Regions from separate parts of the Homo sapiens genome. Here region 1 is linked to region 2. The links are chromatin loops, found by intact Hi-C in ENCODE. Cell type or tissue: heart left ventricle. All regions are shown on one strand. Links, peaks and the distances in the headings refer to the core of each region. The heading gives the core; the rest is flanking DNA.

Region 1 (17,216 bases), core at 5,126-9,125, 170 kb before region 2:
GCTCCAAATCTGCCTGCCTGATAACTGTCAAGTCTCAGTAGACCTTATGTCAGTGACAAAGGTATAGAACACATACTATTCAGAGACACAACAAAAGTTATCACCCAGTGATTTTAAATTGTAATCAACTATAAGCTAACTTATTTAAACAGAATTTATGTTTTATGCTATGTCCATATATAGTGTGACACTTAAAGATATTTATTTTGAAAACAAGATAAAAGATAATATGTAGGCCAGGCGCAGTGGCTCACGCCTGTAATCCCAGCACTTTGGGAGGCCGAGGCGGGTGGATCACGAGGTCAGGAGATTGAGACCATCCTGGCTAACACAGTGAACCCTGGTCTCTACTAAAAATACAAAAAATTAGCCGGGCCTGGTGGTGGGCCGGGCGAGGTCGTGGGCGCCTATAGTCCCAGCTACTCGAGAGGCTGAGGCAGGAGAATGGCGAGAACTTGGGAGGCAGAGCTTGCAGTAAGCGGAGACTGCGCCACTGCACTCCAGCCTGGATGACAGAGCGAGACGCTGTCTCAAAAAAAAAAGATAATATGTAAAAATAAAAAATATTTTGAATTTAGAGTTTATAACTGAGCTTGCTTAAAATAGAAGACTGACAATGTATAAAATGGATGACTAGACTGGGTAAAGATGAATCAGATCTCTCTTACACACTATATATAATATATACATTGACCAAACAAATTACAGTAATTAAAATACTGCCAAATTTCAGGTAATAACTGATAAGTCTAATGTTTGTCAATAGCTTGTTGGTTTCATAAAAATGATATTTCCTCTTAGAAGTAATTCAAAACACCCATTTAAAAAAACATATTATATTCCTGTAGCATCCACTTACTATTATTGAAAGAAAAGTCTACATTTGTTTATGCAGCTTAAAAAGTCTTCTGAGATGAAGCCAAGAGCAAAACCATTTTGTACACTCAGGCTTAAGAATAATATCAATTGTTTATCCAGCTCATTCTTGTCTTCCTACCACCCTTGCAGTCTTTGCTGATTCTTCTCTGCTGGATCCTTTGCTACGTGAATTTAGCAAGTTCCTCTGCCTTCCCTGACCCCTAGCACAGTGTTTTGCACAGAGTAGCCACTCCACATAGAATGGTTGAGTGAATGAATGGATTAATGAGGATTCCTGTTTGATTTTTCAGCATTTCTTTAATGTCCTTCCAATCAGTAAATTATTCAGTGATTTGTAAGTGTCCAGGGTTCCAACTATGCTCTTTATCATTGGGGAATGCTTCCTTCCTGGGGTGGATGCTCCTAGGTTCTTTGTTCCTTCTTTATCTGTAGCTATAGTCACTTAATCTCCAACCCGTTTTCTTCACACAGTTTAGTGAAAAATACATAGACCCATGAATCTTGCAATGAGGAATTCAGCCCATTATCAGTACCTAAAAAATGCTTTTGAGTGAATGATAGATTTAGGTTAAAATACAATTCTGAGTTACTTGACTTATCTGGGATGAGAATGACACTGTTAGGGGGAAATCCTCAGTGGAGAAAGGATTTACATGTCCTCTTGTTAGAAGGCACCAGGGAGACCACCTGCTGAAATTCTACTCCTTTTCCAAGTTCCAGCTTAAGCATCACATCCTCCGTGAAAGCTTTTTTGTACCCGCCAGGTGTAAGTAGTTATTACTGCTCAGTGATAGCAAAATACATTTTCATGCTAACAAGCCCAAGCTCTGATGACTCTGTTTTATGAATATTTGTTTTCCTCCTTCTGTTGTGATCTCTGTTGCCAACCGTAATCACAAGCATCATCTTTGTCTCTGATGTTCAGCCTAGTACCTGGTACCAAGTAGGTGCTCAGCTACACTTATGTGATTCAATTGAATTAAATGAGATCTATGGTAAACTAAAAGGTATATGCCTCAGTGGGGGGAAAAAAAAGTGGCAGTAATAGCTGCAGACCTCCAAACACCTTTGACCAGAGGACCTTACCTGGGGTTCACTCTAGGAGGGTACTCACAGATCCTTTCCTTTCTTACTTTTTAAAGCTTAATATTTTTGAGAAACTCAGAAGCATTTTTATTTCAAGGCAAAATGTTGAAATATTTCTACTTAAAGTCCTTCATCGCAAGAGTTTCAGAATAGCTCACAACTATTTCTGACCACACAGTCCTCTCTCGGAGCAATCAGAACTCACCGGCAATACTGCAGGAAGTCAGTGAGGAACGGCTGGTTTGAGCCTGTAAACTAAAATGCCACCATGTGTTTTTGAGTTTAACATTTTAGTGGACAAACACATAAGATGAGGACAAAGAGAGAGATGATTCCCTTCATATGATAAACTCTGCTTGAAAGTCGCTTTTATACAGACACAAACTCAAATAGTTGTTTACAAAGAAACATTATCTTGGTCCAGTGGAATGTCTCCATGCACATATTTCTTTTTCAAAGTTTGTTTAAACAACTTAGAAATAAACTTTCCTGATCAAAATCATGCAAAAACTATTTACCAAGGTTGATAATTTAAACATTTTTAAGCAAAATGTCAAAACTAATATTTTTATTTTAAATGATAAAGTACAGTGTTTTGAAAATATTAAAAGTAATATAATACTTGTGCTCTACCACCTAATTTGAACAGATGCAAACATTTAGCATATTTGCTTTTGATCTTAAGAACCATAATATTACAGATAAAATTAAGGTGTTCTCCTACCTTAATCATATTTCCCGTCTTCTCTTTCCAGGTTTCAAGTACAGTACTCCTATAAATATTTCTATTATATTTGTCTTCATTCAAATATGATATTTATTATAGCATGGTATAATATGTATTAAATATTATTTTTTAAAGTAAATTTAAAGTAAATTGACCCCAAAATCAGTAAGTAAAAGATTGATATAATCATGAAGGATAAACATTTGGTATCAGTTCTAATTATGAAGAGTTAATACCAGCATGATTTCATTAGTACTTTATTTTTATACTCAATTATAGCAGTATAATCTTTAGCAAACATCAATTGGGAAATAACATGTTACAAAAACACTAAGAATTAATTCCATGATGATTTGTTGCAAGTGCACAAATGTCACCTTATTTTCCTACCTTTATATCATAAGATGAAAAAATCTATTGAAACTTGTGAAATTGAGGATTTGTTGTTTTCATATACCACCTGTCCTTCATTTTATATACACACACGCACAATCACACACACTTACTCACTGCTTATCTCTGAGCTCCCTGAGAGCCAAGACCAAAGGAAAATACAAAAGATCTTATAACTGACTCGATTATCTAATAAAAGGAGATGTGCCATATCACCAGGTAGGACTACCTTGTGTTCTCTGAAAATAATTATCATGAGTGTTCTTACAATAAGATAAACAAACATAAGCCAAACAAATAAAAGCCACCTGAACAATGTAGTGGCCAATTATTTTCAAACTAGCAACTTTACCAGAATGCAAAGCTGTAATTTGTCTGTTGTTTCTTATCTTTCATGGATAAAATCCAAGGGCATGATGTGAAATTGCAGTTTCGTGGGAAATCTAAACTGTAATGATGTTCATACACATTTACTCCTAAAAGCCTTTTGTCAAGTGAAAGCATAACAGAGGGCCAGTTGGTAAAACACAAACATGAAGCCACCCCGATCACTAAAGTGGGTGTGGGAATCCTGGCGCTTGGGAATGTGCTTAAACGTTCAATATGATAATGACAGAATGCAGCAAGTGGGAATCTAGTCTACCACATGATTCAAAAGTGATTTTTTTAAGTAACTTTATTGTATTGTTTTTCCTTCCAACTTTTTATTCTGGGGTTTTCATGCTTCCTGACTCAGGTGTGTATAAAGACCCATCCAGTCGGAGCGACCGCACTTCTCTGTGATCATGAAGTTACCCTTGGTTATTGAATATGTTTTCCAGCTTAATGAGCAAGCACATACACATGATGCTAATGAGGAATTTTGCTTCAAGATACTTTTAAAAACGTACATGAGGAAGAATTGTTTGCTTTGAGTATTTTAAGATGTAAATGCAGCTACTTCTAAAAAGAAAGAATAATCCTGAGGAAAAGGCAATCGTGACCTATGACAATGGATGGAGAATTAAATCCTGCTTCCATCTATCATATGCACTGAAGAGGGACGTGGGAGCAACTTCTGCCTCGAAAGGAGCCTTGTTTGCTCACTAACACAGTGGGCGTTAATAAGTCTCTGCTGCCCCTGTGGTTTTGTTTCAGTCATTTTAAATCAACCCTGGAACCAGGCAGAGTATACATTAATACAAGGCATTATTCTCCTTCAGCTGTAGTTAAGGGTGCTTGCATGCTGTCACTGTTGTGATAGAAGCCTGTTTGCTTCTGTCCCAATAGTGAGGGCAGAAAACTCTCCCTATGAGGAAAGAAAGCTTTCCTGAGTCACACACACAGCTGCCTCCCTCCCTGAGCTTGGCAGCTCCTATAATAAGTTTCTAGTTTGGAACGTAGTACAGATCAGGAAAAAAGCAGGAAAGAGTAGAGCAGGAAGGACATGGGGTGACATTTTTGCCTTAGTGCTTCACTACAATATGCCTTAAGTAGCGAGCCACCAAACCCTAATGATTCTTCCTTTTCTTCCATATAGTGAATGCCTCACTCTGGGGCTTTCCTTCCTTGTCTCTATACCTAACAGCAGTAGCCTGGGAACTAGTCCCTCTGCCTGCACTCTACTGCTAGCGCCATCTTTCTAAAGCACCGCTTTCATCATGTTGACCTTCTCATCACACTGTGCTCAAAAACCTTTCAGGCCTCCTCATTCCCCAGAAGATAAAGGTCACTCCTTGGACTGGAATTGAGGCCCTTTGCAATCTGTCTAGAGCGTTGTGTTCAGCCACATTGGATGGGAAGAGTTCATTCTAATCAGACTGATCTGTGATCCTCCCAGCACACTGTATACTGTCTTCCTCCATACATTTCCCCAGGCATTCTCTCCACCACTCTTCTTCATCTAAATCCTACTCTTCTTTCCAGACAGTTCACTTTCCACCTCCTCCTCCCTATCTTATGAGCATTAAACAAAAGAGTCTTAAGGAAGTAGGAGCAAGGCGCCAGACACAGGGGAACCTCATGATAATTTCACCCCCTTTTCTGCCACTTGGTCTTGGTTTTACTTGGCAAATTAATTCTGCTGACAGCTTTGCCACTGATGTTTTTTAGATCAGTGTGTTTAATCACCTGTCCCTCTCATCTGACACCAAACACATTGCATGGAGTATGTGCCATATGAATAAAGCCTTTTAAAGCATGTCACTGAATAGTGTACATTAAACAAGAATATTAAATTTCTTAAAATGGAATGAATAGGAAAGGGAAAAAAGATGTGGCTGGAGTCAGAGTAGCTGAGATTTCTCAATAGGGGATGCAAACCTTCTCCCACAGAAAGAGCTAACTTGCTTTAAGATACTGATTTCTGAATGCCCCTCCAGATATTATTGCACCAAAATTTGTCACAATAAATCTTATATACAGTAAATCTGGAAAATCTCTTAGTCTTAGAGGGTGAGAAAGAGTATCTAATATAACTCCAACTCACCATGTCTGCACATCAGAATCACCCGTAGCATTTTTGACAACAGCGACTACCTAGGCCTCACACCAGACCTCCTAAATGAGAATCTCTGAGTTGCAACCCAGTCATCTGGTTTTTTTAAGTATGCCACAGAAGATTTTGATCTGCATCCAGAATTTGAAATCCAGGATTTGAAAGCCAGAAGTTAATGATGGACAGTATGTATTTGATTACAACTTCTCAGAAACTTTGTTAAGCAGTTGATATGCATTTAGTGACTACAGTCTTGAGTCATTATCTCCATTTTCACAGGTGAGGATTCTAAAGCTTGGGAAAGTGAAGTAGCCCAGTGCCATCCAGCTAGTAAATAAGCCTCATTAAATAGAGGTCTAATACCAAGTTCCAACCTGTAGTCACATTCTCCATCTGTCTTTATTATAATTAGACATTATTTCAATATGTGGCCATCAGTCTCTTTCCCAGCAATAGTTCCCTCTCTTCAAAATGTGATTCCGTTTTTTGGAAGTCCTGGGACCACCCAGGGCAAGAGTTTCGCAGCTCAGTTTTCCTCTGATTGGCTATTTGTTGTCCTAGTCTATTTCTGATCAGTGAGGACCAGTATTCCCAAGACCTTCCCCATGTAATGGGCCAACTTCTATGTTTTGCATCCTTATAAAGAGATCGATACTAATGGCAACTAAGCTTTTTCCACGTGCAAGATGAGCCTGGCCACCCTGGAAAACCTGAGTGCAGTCCTGGGTAATGTTTCTGGAGAAGGGCATTATTCATTCCTCCTAGATTTCAAAACTAAAAGGATTGCCCACTATAAGTTAAAAAAAAAAAAAAAAGTCACCTGAGACCTGAGTAATGACATGGGAGACTTATTAGCCTTACCAGTCAGTTAATGCTTTTCTACCCTTTGAATACAGGGTTTAATTTTTCAATGCATTTTCACATCTCTTACCTCATTTTCTCTCACAACTCACAGTCATTCCTGCACTGCAGTTTCCTTACAGATAAAATACTTATAATCAAGTTCCATCAAAAGGAGTGATGTGAGAGTTAATGAGTAAATGGGCTTAAAGTATCATAAGCATCTTGAATGAAAGGTACACACTGTTTTTACTGTTATTAATATAATGCAGTTCATCCATTACAGATCTGACAGGGATCACAGACAGCAGCTCTGACCTTATTTACTGGCCAGGCCAGAGAGGGTCTGCGTAATGGCCCCAGAGACAGACACCCTCAAGAGAAACAAAAAAACCACAGTTAAGGTCCGAAACAACCAGAAAGCCAGCCTCACTGCGGTATAGTTGGGTGCTTTGAAACTAACTAGGAATATTGTATGGTCAAAATACGGAATGGACACCAAGTCAAAGACCTTGGGAGAGGAATAAGTGACAGCCATGTTTAATAGATGAAACAAAATCTAGTGAAATTAGAGGGCAGCCACAAACCAGACACATGAATATGTAATTTGCTAGCTGCCAGGTTCTGCATTCTCACACTCTGGCAGATGACAAGGCACTTCTAAATACACAGAGAAGCTTATTTAACTCATTGCAGATCATCCTTGGAAGAGCCATTTCAAGTGAGGCAGGGAATTAAATTAATGTCAAACCCCCCGAAAATATTGATGAGATAGTTACAAATGTATGTGAGTTGTCTCAAATGCTACCTTTTACTGCTATAATTTAAGTTCCTTACTCCATCAAGTGGTCTTTAAAAATTATTTCCTATTTCTCTTCTATCTTATAATTCAGAGAGCTAAGGTTTTCAGTCAATGTTAATTTTCTTTGAAGGATTTTCAGAGGGTAGTATTACCACATACAGACCCCTGAAATTATTATTTTCGAGTAAGGCTGATTCTTTTTCTTTGTAGCCTAGAAGAAAAGAGATCTATGTAATCGCAGTGTCAAAATGTCAAAAGACTGAGATAGGTTGAAAAAACGAAGAAGAAAAGAAAAGAAAACACAAAAAACCTTAAAGGCATTCGTGCAGTCCTCAGCCTTACAAATCTTTGGCTCACATAAAATACTTGTGACATGCTATAATTAACTAGTTACTCCTCTCAGAATGAATAATAATGCAATTATTTGCCAAAAGCAGTGAAGGGATAGTTTCTGTTTTCAAAAACGTGTGCTTTTCATTTCTGCAGAAAGAAAAACCCTTGATTAATTTACATAAGTTGGTAAAGTGACCTGCAGTTTCACCATTACATTATATGATAATTGCTACCTTTTTTCTTTTTCTTTTTTAATCTTCAAAACGTATTTTTAATTATTTATTTAGAGACGGGGTCTCACTATTTTGCCCAGGTTGCTCTCAAATTCCTGACCTCAAGTGATCTTTCTGCCTCAGCCTCCTGAGTGGCTGGGACTACAGGCATACACCACTGAACCTGGCTCTTCTGTCACCTTTTTATCAGAGCCTTATGTTTTTCAGTGGTTTAATGTAGCAATAAACTGACAAGTTGCTATCATGTTCAAATTATATTGGTGCCTGAAACTGTACCCAAATACCACAAATGAGAAGTAGTAGCCTGCCTGGTGAAAACATTTTCTTGCCCCAGTTGGACTTTGATGCCATCAAGATTACTAACTGTTTGTTTCCTGTTTCCTTTGTCTGTGGAAACACAAATAAAAGGAGGACAGTGAGCCTTAGTTCTTCAGGAACCCCCTCTCCTTTGGAGACCCCACATCTGCCAAGTAGCACAAAGTTATCTCTCCTAGGTGTTAATATATAGCACAATGAATATTTTCAACTCTTTCAACACCATCTGCCATTCTCAGTAATTTATTCAACAACCATTTATTGAAGATGTTTGTAATGCACTGTACTAGGTACCAGGATGTCAAAGGTAAGTAAAACACCTTGCCCTTGAGAAGGTTGCAGAAAAGTAGAGGTATAAACAAGTAAACAGGTGCATTACCAATGCAGTAAATGCACCATGGAGGTGAGTGTGAGCCCCCCCCCCACACACACACACAAATTTTTTCACTCATATAAACACACAAAACCACCTCTACCCCATGAATGTAAACTTCCCCAAATTCCTCTTTGAAAGTTTTGAAGCAGACACCTGGAAAAAAATTAATGCTAAAACTCTCTAATTTTGTAATTTCAGTAGAGTTCATTGAGCTATACATTTGTGTGTTTGTGTGTATGTGTATTTGCGTGTAAATATTAGTTTTCATGTGGATCTTTATATAGCATTTTATTTAAGGATAAAATATTTTGAGCAACTGATGCTTTAGATAGTCAGGTTAATCTAATGCCCATAAAATTAGTTACTAATTCTAAAACCAGGTTTTAATTTGCAATGTCTTAAAACTAACATTCACTGATATATCCCAGTGATGCACAAAAAGTCTGGATTGCTTGTTTGAGAAGACAAGGACCAAGAGTCAATATGATTTAAATTCATAAAATCATGACATATTCCAAGAGTAGACATAGCCTTGGTTTTCAAATCCTATTTACTCAAAGGATTCCTTTAATCAGAGAGTGATAGGAATTTGGGTCTGTGATAGGAGTTTGGGTCTGTCTTTCTTTGTACTTTCAGTATGTAGAACAGGGCAGGCTCTGACATCAGACTGCCTAAATTTGAATTTAGGCTCTTCGATTTTCAAGCTGTGAGACTTCTCCAAGTCTCAATTTTCTTATCTGTAAGATGGGCATAGTAATAGTAACTTTTAGAATAGCAACCTTTCTTTAAGAATGTAAAATTGTTAGTGTATTCATTCATTTCATTTAGCTATCCAACATGTAGTTATTGAAAGTTTCATGTGTGCAAGATATTGGGCGGGTTGGGGATTGCAAAGATAATTCAATCACTGCAAATAGAGATCAAGATGGACTTAGAGTTTCAGACCATGGTCTTGGAATCCTGCATGTTTTTCTGACTGAATAAGCTTAATAGACATATATACATGGAATATAGTAAATAATGATTATGTAATCAGAGTTTATTGGTCTTTTGGAAACATAGAAATGGTAGGTCCTTGGTAATCCAGTCACAACATTTCCTTTTCCCCAAGCTTCATCGTTTTTGTGTTTTGTTTTGTTTTGTTTTTGAAACAGAGTCCCACTCTGTTGCCCAGGCTGGAGTGTAGTGGTGGGATCTCAGCTCACCGCAACCTCCGCCTCCCCCGTTCAAGTGATTCTCCTGCCTCAGCCTCCTGAGTAGCTGGGATTACAGGTGCCCAACAGCACATCTGACTACTTTTTGTATTTTTAGTAGAGTCAGCCTTTCACCGTGTCGGCCAGGCTGGTCTCCAACTGCTGAACTCAGGTGATCCGCCCACCTTGGCCTCCCAGGGTGCTGGGATTACAGGCATGAGACACCACGCCCGGCCAGCTTATTGTTTTCAAGCCATTTTAGCAAATCTTTGAAGTTTCTTCCACTTATTCACAAAAAAAAAAAAAATATTCTCCATAGATTTCCAATTTCCAGTGATTGCTGAGAGTCACAGGAAGTATTTTTAAAATGTACTCTTGCATTTATTTAATATATGCAAGTATATAGAGTAGGGAGCAAAGATGGAAGTTAATGATGAGGATATGCAATTGAGAAAAAGACCAATATAATCCATGCATTCCTGAAGCTTATATCCCAGGGAAACTTTCACCTCAAGGAATGAATCTATGTCCTCCTCTTGGGCTGAGAATAAAAACATCAACCATCTATACCTGTTTCTTAGCCATTCCATGAAAGGCTTTATTTGAGGCAACAAGAGCCAGGAATTTTGAGAGGAAACAAATCTTAAAAGGAGGCCTTGAGCAAGCGATGCTAGGAAAGGAAAGGGGGAAGGATGTCAGCAGCAGAAAAGCTGTGGGACCAAAATCAGATTAGTCAAACTGAAAAATAATAAATAAATAAATAAATAAATACACCAATTGGAGAATCTTGTAAAATATCCCACACAATTGTTCAATTTGGTGTTAAAGCTTAAGTGAATTTTTCAGTGAAACACTGATTCTAACCAGTCCAATTCAATCAAATTTTATCTTTCTGTCTGTATTAGTCTGTTTTCACCCTACTGATAAAGACATACCCAAGACTGGGCAATTTACAAAAGAAAGAGGTTTAATGGACTCACAGTTCCACGTGGGTAGGGAGGCCTCACAATCATGGCAGAAGGTGAAAGGTGTGGCAGCAGACAAGAGAAGAGAGCTTGTGCAGGGAAACTTCCCTTTATAAAACCATCAGATCTCATGAGACTTATTCACTATCATGAGAACAGCAAGGGAAATACCTGCCCCCATGATTCAATTATCTCCCACCAGGTCGCTCCCACAACACATAGGAATTATGGGAGCTACAATTCAAGATGAAATTTAGGTGGGGACACAGACAAACTATATCACCATCTCTATTCCCTTTGCACCATTTTGTCATGCTATCAAATGGGTTTCTGAACTGCCAATTACTTTCTGTCTATATATATATGTGACTTTTTCACTGAAACATTTAGAAATGTACACTGTATATATATATAATCTATTTACAAAACATTTACAAAAACATAAATATTAATAAAAATGTAAAATATATATATAGTGTACATTTCTAAATTTCTTTGGACTTAATTTGGATATACCGTCAAAGCCCTAATATCTTATCTAATTTACCATTTAGGTAGACAAGTGACAGAACATACCTTTCTGTTTTTCAGTTGCTAACAAACAACTTTATAGAAGACCTTGAAGGAGATAATTCCTAGAGTCTAACACAACAACAGTCAGAATCTAAACTGGTTTGAAGGCAAAAGAAACTACCTTTTTAAAAATGCAAATGTCAACCTCCTCACTCCTTTTTTATTTAATACAATGATTAAGGCTTGGCCTACAGAGTCACTTATCCACATCCGCTCTATAAGAACCAGAAGCTCTTTGAACATGTAGGCAGCTCCTGATCTCAGGTTTTCAGATGCCAAGAATCAGCTGAGGTAGCAATGTCATGTTCCAGTAGCTTGTGATCACATGGCAACATCAAAGCTAAGGTAGGAACACCGCTCCTCAATGAGTTAAGTGTTTAGAGATGGTTGCCATCTGTTGTAGCTATTTGTTCCTAAATAGGTAAATGTAAAAATAACCAGGCATTCCTACAGCAATTCTCTTACAAAATAAATAAATAAATAAGTAAGTTCATTAGCACATTTTCTGCCAGCATTTTTAAACAGCAATCTAGGTAATTCTGACACAGATGGTCTAAGGACTACACTCTGAGATGCACTGGTGTGTATACAAAGCCTCTCTCAATCAACAGACTGATCAAGCAGTGATTCCCAGGAATTGAGTCTGGTGCCAGGATGACTACTTAAGAATATAGAATGTTAGAAGCTACCCTAGATTTACTGGAGCCCAGAAATCTGCTTATGAATCTGTATACTTAAAAGTTCTCCAGGAGATTCTAATAACACAGTCTGTGGTATTAGAGAGAGGGGGTTGGGTTTTAGCTTAACAAATCTATGAGTGGGACCTTATTCCACAATTTACTAGTGTCTAACCTTATGTAATGTCTTTGGTCTGTAAAACAGCTGTTGTGAGGATTAAATAAAGCAATACATGTTGAGAGTCTAGCATGTAGTAACCTGCTTGCCATTGTATGCCTAGCTCTCAGTAAAATATACAGAAGTAAAAATGTATGCTTCATGACTTTGAGAAACATATAATCTATTTACAAAAACAACATAAATATTAATAAAAATTTAAAATATGAGTTTATATTCTAAAGCTGTAACATGGTTGTACACATACACCAGAAAACACACAAGACACAATATTCAGAATAATAAAATAGAGAAGTGTAAAGATATAGGAACAATCATATAAAATTTTCTTGAAAATGTTTAATTCTTCTTTAGGTAACCTAATTCTCATTAAATCACTGAATTTTTATTTAGATTATAGAAAAATATTAACATCATGAGTGGCAATCAACTTGTATTTATTATTTTATTATTTAAAATGAGAGGTAGAAAAATAGTAGTGTATATCTCGGAAGGGGTTTCATAGGATATGCTTAAAGGGGCCCAAGACAACCCTGAAATTTTATACAGAAGGGTTGTTTATATGAATATGGATATTTCTGGGGAGAGATCTATAGCTTTCATTTTTCCAAAGGGTTTTGTGGCCCCCCCAAAATGTTAAGGACCATTGAAGATTGGTCCTTTTAGTACATTTTATGTGCGTCCTTATTTATGCCAAAGAAATACGACTCCTGATTGCATGCCAAATAATTTACTTGTTTGCTTTCTCTGAACTGTCCTCTGAGTCAGTTTTCCACAAGCTTTAACCATTCAAATATCCCAAGAAAAGAAGGAAGAGTAAGATTCAATTTAAGAAAACTCTAAAGCAGAGTTTCATGACCTCAGCCTATTCATATTCTGCAGATATCAGCATGGAAATTTATGTACATGTTTTAAAAGTTCCAGGGCAGAAATTAACTGATGATCATTTTTGAGTTTTTCCTTTTATTTTTTATCCATTGCTCAGTTGTTTGAATTATTTTCCATTAGTTCTGTGTTTCTTTTCTTCTCAGTTAGAAAAGTGAAGGAACTTCCCTGGAAGGATACAATTCAATTTTGCCAACTTGCATTTTGTCAACTTAGCAATTCTTTCATTTGTGTTTTATTTATAATGTGGTAACAACACTATTGATGTTACATGTTTTTATTTCTCTCTTTTTTTAGGTGTGTGTGTAATATTGACTGTTCTCAAACCAACTTCAATCCCCTCTGCGCTTCTGATGGGAAATCTTATGATAATGCATGCCAAATCAAAGAAGCATCGTGTCAGAAACAGGAGAAAATTGAAGTCATGTCTTTGGGTCGATGTCAAGGTAATGTTCATACCAAAATTCATTTCAAAGAATGATTTTAGTCTTTGTGCAAAAATGAAAAGTGAAGAAAACTCCTTATTAGGCAGCTATTCCATTTCCAAAATGCAGTGCTTATTTACAATGGATAGTAGAGTCTACTGTAGCATTTGTGTCGATTATAGGATTTTGAGGGGCTCTCAGCAACCGTCCAGATCTGTCTCTATACAATGGAACTGTATTGTCACAATGCCATAAACACAGAAGCCAATATTCACAAGATAGCAGACAATTTTCTTGCAAAGGGAAAAAAGAAACTCAAAAACATTTTTAAAACGAATCTAAGAATTTATTAGACATCCTTGAAACTAAAAGCAAATCACTTCATTTTTATGTATTGATTCAGTACAAATATTTAAAATGCATTTTTAAAAGCAAGAGGTACTAGAATGTTCTATTTTCTTTCTTGTTCAGAAACAAGCATTTTCTTAGGTTTTGTTACTCCTTTGACCAATTTTTCTCAGTTATAATTGTGAATCTTCTTCTTCTCCCAAACTTTAGAAAGCTCTCTTCATTTTATTATTTGCTCTCAGACAGAAATTGACATTGTAAATCTGTCTTAGTATGATGCAGGTTGCTTAGAACTACAGTTGTAAAAATTCCTTAATTGCAATGAAGATATTGTTGGAGGAAATATATAAGTTTGATATTAGATATTTAGGAAGCAGTTAATCAATTTTTATTGTTAATTTTTTAACACAGATAACACAACTACAACTACTAAGTCTGAAGATGGGCATTATGCAAGAACAGATTATGCAGGTACATAATATTTTCTTCTACAAAATGTGAGCTCTTCTATTAAAAGAGAGTCCTGGGAAATGGTTGTTTACTACTTATTCCAAAGTGAAGCTTGCAAGACTTCTAACATGTGCTAGCCTTCTCTTGCTTAGTTCAAGCTTTCATTAGGCAAGAGTAATTTTTTGTTGAAGCAAAGAAGACATACGGTTTTTGCCAGAGTTAAAGCAATTGTCAAAAATGTCACTAAGATATAATTAGCTTGTCTTTACAGTGCAAATAGTACAAATAACAAAACATTTATCAAATTAATAGCATCAATGGAAATGAATGCAATTTCTGGCAATATATTATAATAAATGCAAATGTTCTTGTTTAAATTTTCATAAAAGTCAACAATGAAAAGTTTGCTAGTCTCTAAAAAGCTAGAAAGGACAGCTACAAATAATAATGCAGGTTGTCTTTATTTAGATGCAAAGTTAAAAATGTATGTATAGGTTTTTTTAATAGTAAATTTCTTTAACTTATTTTGAAACTAAAATGTAGTTTCTCAGACATGCAAAATTATAAAGCATTTTATATAAATATAAATCATATTTAACAATTATTTCACTTTGAAGAATGTCTCTAGCTAATCTAACTTTTCTAGAGTGAGAAATAATTCATGGGTATACAACTGAAATTTTAACAGATACTTAAATTTTATAGAAATTTGGGATAAAATATATAAATAGTATATAGGTTGATAATGATATGTGAAGTTTTTTAGGCAGAGCTTTTCATTTAGATATTAAGCAATCATAACTAGATTTATGGTAAATATTCAATCAAAAAGAGTTGTTTCTTGTCTTTTAAAATATATACTACCATCTATTCTTTCTTTCTGAAATTTCATTTTCTTTAACATCAGGATAAATGTGTATGAAATTTAAAAAATTAGTTAATATAGAGATCTGAAATCTCTTAGAATTTGGAAATAAAAAAGATATTTTAAACATTTATATTTTAAACATTTTCCACATTTTATCTTAATGTTTTTCAATATGTAGATGGATTTTTTATGTGCTATAAGACAGAAATTATCATGGACAATTATACATGGAAAAACATTGGTTCTACCAATGTATAGCCATTCCCAAAGCGTCCAGGAGAGAAATTTACAGATGTTCCTTGAAAAGAATAGTTCAGTGATCTGTAAGTTTGGAAGAGCTCATACAGACAAATGGGTCTTCTACCCAGAACTTCTCACAGCTCTTATGTTCATTATAAAATATTTAAGAGACATACATCTTTTATTTATTTATTTTACTTTTTGTTGTGGAGAATTTCAAATAAAGGTAAAATACACAAATGTAGGTTCTATAGCTTACTGAACCCACAAGTACTCATCATTCAAGCCCAGTAACACCAACCCGTGGCTAACCCAGCCCTGTCCTCACCCCTATCCTTTTTCCATACTTTCATAATATGTGGAAGCAAATCCTGAAAATTTTATCATTTCATTCACAAATACTTTAGCATGCATCTTGAAAAAAAATCAACAATTTTTTAACAAAGTTACAATACTGTAATCATACCTAATAAAATTATGAATAGTTCCTTATAGTACACAGCTTTTAACAAAATTGTTTGATAACACATTTTTGTGGCATGTTTTGCAGTATTGTTTCCAAGAATGTACATTGTGATATGCTGATCCACAGAAATATTATCAAAAATAATAAAAGATAATAATGAAAAATAAAAGTCTGAGGCTAATTGTATATATTTTAAATTTTAAATGAAAACAAATTTAAATTGTATATATTTTATAAACAATTATTATATTTTGATGGTATTATAAGCCACTGCTACTAACTGCAATTAAAATACCTTTACTCCTATTTTGCAAACTAATTCATTTGGAAAAATCTTCAAAAATGTAGAATTTATGCATATCTTCTTTAGTGAACCATCCGTCTTTGTACTCATTGAAAAATCAAGCCTCTCCCTGAGAATTTTGTTCCTGAAACAAAGAACTCTTCAAGTTGATCAGTGTCAATATACAAATATATATGCATTTATAAAGTTATTCCAATAAATATCATGAGAGATTCTACTGATCTCTCAAAGTCATTCATATTGCATGTTAACATTTTGCCCATTTCAAAGAGATTTGATAATTGAATTTTTATTCCAAAAAGTATTTATATATGGGTTTGGTTTTTTAAACAGATTATCTCTAATGTTGAGTGTCACTGTTCTTAATTGGCATTTTTTTTTCCTATCTTACTGCTTTATTAGGCATAGGAAGAAAAAAATACATTTTTAATACATGCAAATGAAAACTCTTCTGTCACTCATTGTAGTCCAGGATCTTCTAGTTTGGTGTCAGATTTATCCTGCAAACTCTAAAGAAAAACTTTTAAGATAAAAGTAAATTTTAAAAATACATGTTTGTTGAAATCCAAGTATAAGACAGGAACAAAGATAATGTCAATTGAAGCTTGTAATTCCTAGTTAAACATAGATTGCATACGTCAAGATTCTCAAGAAATTTTAGATATATTTGTCTTCATTAATGGTTTCATTAGAATACAATATACACCCTCTTTAGAAATCATTTAAGTAATAGTCATGTTCCTCAACATTTCCAAGCTTCCAATAGTATTTACAGTTTCCTGAATTTGGGAACACAAACTGTGGAAAAAATTAAAAGGAACCAAATAGAGAGTCTATGTGTCATTGTCCTCTTAATTACTATTTCATATGCTAAAATCTGTCCAAGGAGGGAAAACAGGAACTGTGTGACTCGTATCCCTCAAACTTTGCTGTGTGCTCACAGCTCATTTAATGTCACAGCCACTTCCCTTGTTAGACACACATTCACGGACTCTCCCACCTGAGGGAAGTAAGGATCTAACATACTATCATTTTTGCCTTATATCTAGTTAACACTATAGATTAAAAACCCTTATTTATCCCTCTCAGTTTTTTCTTTGAGCCTACTTTAAGAGCTATTAATACAGGAACACATGTTTCTGATTATAAAAATGGAGATCTTCTTGAAAGAAAGTCTAAATCTT
Region 2 (4,000 bases), core at 1-4,000:
AACAAAATATTAGTTCTTATTGTTATTATTTACATTTAGTGAATGTGAGCACTGTCCCAGGCACTTTAAGTGAATAACTGATTATTGCTGGTATTTTTTAGAAAGAATCATTGCATACTCTTATGTAAAAAAAAACTAGACTCCTTCAGATGCAGCCCTTCCAAGTAAATGCTGCCCCTTCCACTGCTTTGTAATCTATATCTATTTGAATTGAATGAATGAAAAATGTTCTCCAATGCAACTCAGGTCCTAGAGTTTTGATTCTTACATAAAACAAAACACATTTGGTATCAGTACACTATGGAATCAACTCTGTAATTTGTTAATTCTTTTTGTGGGGTTTATGTTAACATCACAGAATCAAACATGTTAGAGCTGGAAAGCACCTTAATAATTGTTCAGTTTAACTTCGTTTTGTGTCAAAGAAACAGAGGCCCTGAGAAACAGTGACTAGCAAGGTTTCATTTTATTATTAATAATAGAGATTATAGAATTGAATTGCAAAATGAGTAAAAACAAACACTATAATCCCACCTTGGTAAAGTTCATGTTTACTGGGTTTTCTACATCAGCTTTTAAATAATTCAGTGTGCTTTGGTTTTTTTGTTTGGTTTTGTTTTGTGTTTATTTGTAACAAAGAACACCTAACCAGTGTGTCTTAAAAAAGAATTGAACCCTTGATAACACTGAAAAATAATGAAACTTTTAAATCCTCCAGAATGTGAAAGACTGCTCAGGGATTATAACTAATGCATTTTATTCTTATGACTTGCTGATTCCACCGACAGCTGCCTTAGGGGTGCAGTTCTAATCAATGACTGTATCCACTTGGCAATCCATACCTCAGAAACACAAATCGGAGAAAACCATCAATGTGTAAAAGAGACCTATAAATCAGAATGTCAGGTGGGCACAGTTTCATTTTAGTAACTAGTATTTAGAGATTATTGGATAAAATATTCCATGGACACAAATTTATGGTCTTCATATCCCTCCAGGATTCTACTGCATCCCAGTGGGAATATGACATCCTTTGTTATTTTCTTCTGCCAACAGGAATGATGAGTTAGTGACAGGAAAGCAAACTGTTGTTTTTTCTCTCCTTATTCAAGCTTTTAAATGACTTACCATGATTTCCTTTCTAAGGAGAGTCATAGAGTCTTCTTTTCTGTTAAGGTGTGCATATCTAGGTATTTAGATATGTACACAGAAGATTTGCTTCCATGAGCTTCAAACCAAGAAGTGTCCAGCATGTTAGCAAGTTTGTCTGTGTTGATACAAATAGGACTATTAGTTCACTAGGATCGATATGAACAGCAAACAAGTTAAAGTACAAGGAGAAATGCTACTTTTTCAGTTCTTTCCATTCATTTTTATGCTGTGAGCATATCAGTCATATATGTTTGAAGTGTGCTGTTTTATTCCCCTTCCTTTGAAAAACTCCTAAGGGTTCTCGTGAAAGGTCAGAACCGGGAACACCTGCATCAGGGGAGCTGAGGACCTTTTTGAAAACAAAGGGTAAATAATCAGCTCTCTTGGGGCCTCTACTGGGCAGAACTACCAAAGGAAGCAGTGCAGCCCACAAGGGATTCCTAGTGCCATTTTCAGGAGCTACGAACCCTAAGTAGACCTAGAAGTAACTAGGGCAGGGAAGCAGTGACAGAATTGAGGATGTGTACTTGATCTTCTCTCTTGAAATCGTCATCAGTCTTGCAACCTGTAAGAGAAAGCAAATCAGAAACACTACAACAGGAGGCTGAAGGCAGAAGTGTCACCTTGCTTATAGGCATATGAAATATCAAGTGTTTCCACGAGGTGTGTGGGGGAGCTTGAGCACAGGGCACGTGTGCAGGTGAGATTAGGCACCTCAGGAGAGGGCAGTTATCCAGCATCCATTATCTTAAGTTTAGACTGAGTTTCCACCACCATAAGAGTTACTTCACTGTCAAACACCACTCACATGTTTTACTATAGAACAGAAATTTTGAAAAGTATCAGTATTTTTCTGCTTCCAAACAAACATTATGGAAAGGTAAGAGCTACATGTGCTTGGACATTCACAGATTTTTGTGTGAAAAGAAAGGGCTTACCTTCAGAGTAGATGCCATCAGAAGCCACAAAATAAACACTGTTCAATATACAGAACATTAAATCCTGTTTGTGTAATTAAAATGACAGCAGAAGCATAGCAGTTAGCCAAGAAGACATATCTCACTTGTTTCCAGTTGCATAAAGACACATCCAACTCATTCTGGATTATCTCTGTTCCTGCTGGGTTTATTTTTATAGCTGGCATCAAAAAAGCTCTCATATAATTTCCCTGGCATTTTACAAAAGAGTTCAATTGGGTTTCCTACCTTCCCCCAATACCCATTCATATACACAGTGTGTATCTACCACAGATCATATATGATTCACCTTATAATAACTTTCCTCAAAGCTGTCCTCAAAAGATACATGATAAAAGAATCGAAAGAGTCTAAAACTCAACAGCAACTATGCTTTTGTAATAATAAAATGTATATTTAAGGAAAAACTGTAATATTATTAGTTTAATTCCTTTAGAAGTTCAGTTAATATGCCTACCTTTTGTTGGGATTAAATAAAGGGAAGTTATACAACTTACTACCTTTGATTACCCTGAGAGATTATACTATGCAAAATGTACCTCTTCTCTGGTAGCCAAGGATTATTTTTACAGTTTTCTGCCTGAATTTCTGCTTTCCTCACTGAGGACTTTTAATGACATTTCACTGATCTCTTGGTTTCTTCCTTTCCTGTAAGCAACTCCTGTCAAACCTTCTCAACCCTCTTGTCAAACCCCAGAAGTAATTTTGCTTCTAGACTAAGCATCCAAGCCTTAGCTATTTCAGTTGTCTAACCCTCTTTTAGTAACACCCATCCACTGCAAAGAAAATCCTTCCTTAAAAATGGAGATCATTGTCCCCATTGGGACTTAGGTTCTCTTGATTTCCCAATGGCACCAGCAGTCAGCAAACTTCCTTCTAGACACAGAGCTGAACTTGTTCTTTTATAGTCCTCAAGCCTGCCCAAAAGAGGGGCAATCTCCATTCCAGCCACTCTCAGGGCGTTCTTAGAAAGCCACCTCACCCAACATGCACTCATTTAACAAGCAGCTGTTGAGCTCTAGGTGCTGGGACACAGCATGGACAAGAGACAAAAATCCCTGCCCTCATGGGGAGTACACTCCGGGGAACTAGAGGCAACCGCAACTTGAAACACGGGAAAGCAGTGCTTGTAAAAGGCCATGTTATAAATAACCTGTGGCAGTCCCATGCTCCTTTTATTTATTTTTTTACTTTGTCTTTTACTATGGCCTGGACACTTAACCATGACATTCAAAATGGCAGAGTGTGGAGAGAGTTTTGGGAAACACAATATATGATATCGTCACTCTAACGAGGAATTCTATTTAATTGGACTTTTCTGCTTTTTGCGTCGACACAAGACATTACCCTTTGTTTCTAACCAATTTATGGAAAGGACTCTGTATAGTGTGTATAAGGGGAGACACAGGGTTGTATTTTTCAAGGAATATCATAATTCTACCATTCAGTTGTTAACAAGGAGAGGGTTTTTTTAAGTTTCTGTATAATATCTAAACTTTATTTAGTCTTTGTATCAAATATAAAGTGACACTCTTAAAGCATGTTTTCATCTTTTCGGTCAATCAAAATTACAAAACAAGAAGGGAAGTTCTTGCCATTAACATAAACTTTGCATGACGTTTAAGTCCCAGGTAGACTTTAAAATCCACTAAATCCAGTTATTTTTCAAACTGAAAGTTTACTGAACAGCCTTAGATATAATCAGGCAATCCTGAGGCTCTGGTTGCAGGAGAGGTGGCAGGGGGGTCTGGAGCTTTGCCCCCCTCTGGCATTCCAGCAGAGCCCCTGGTACCCCTGGGAGTGCAGTATGAAAGCTGCTAATCTAGGTCAAATCTCTTGTTCATATCTGGAAGAAACTGAGACCCAAGGAG

What was found. A loop is a pair of places that touch in the nucleus more often than their neighbours do. Peaks named below come from ENCODE experiments on the same cell type or tissue, not always from the same donor. Only the 100,000 strongest peaks of a DNase experiment are listed, where the experiment ranks them.
Region 1: a loop joins it to region 2, with 2.3 times the contacts of the local background. A loop is called at or near these places in 3 of 110 quality-filtered maps.

What each region holds. Positions count from the first base shown.
Region 1 is chr2:191,995,221-192,012,436 of GRCh38, reverse strand. It overlaps TMEFF2 (transmembrane protein with EGF like and two follistatin like domains 2), which reads left to right. Exons shown (of 10, transcript NM_016192.4): 6 at 13,229-13,377; 7 at 14,116-14,175. All of the region lies in intron 1 of CAVIN2-AS1 (CAVIN2 and TMEFF2 antisense RNA 1), which reads right to left. Among named protein-coding and RNA genes, the nearest start is that of CAVIN2, 160 kb to the right of the region's middle. RefSeq lists a silencer at 9,662-9,914. In heart left ventricle, for the core only: no CTCF peak of the experiment used is centred there; no DNase peak of the experiment used is centred there.
Region 2 is chr2:191,837,911-191,841,910 of GRCh38, reverse strand. The region is part of intron 1 of CAVIN2 (caveolae associated protein 2); the gene reads left to right. Among named protein-coding and RNA genes, the nearest start is that of CAVIN2-AS1, 6.6 kb to the left of the region's middle. In heart left ventricle, for the core only: a CTCF peak has its summit at 1,564; no DNase peak of the experiment used is centred there; H3K4me3 peaks cover 2,190 bases; H3K27ac peaks cover 3,177 bases.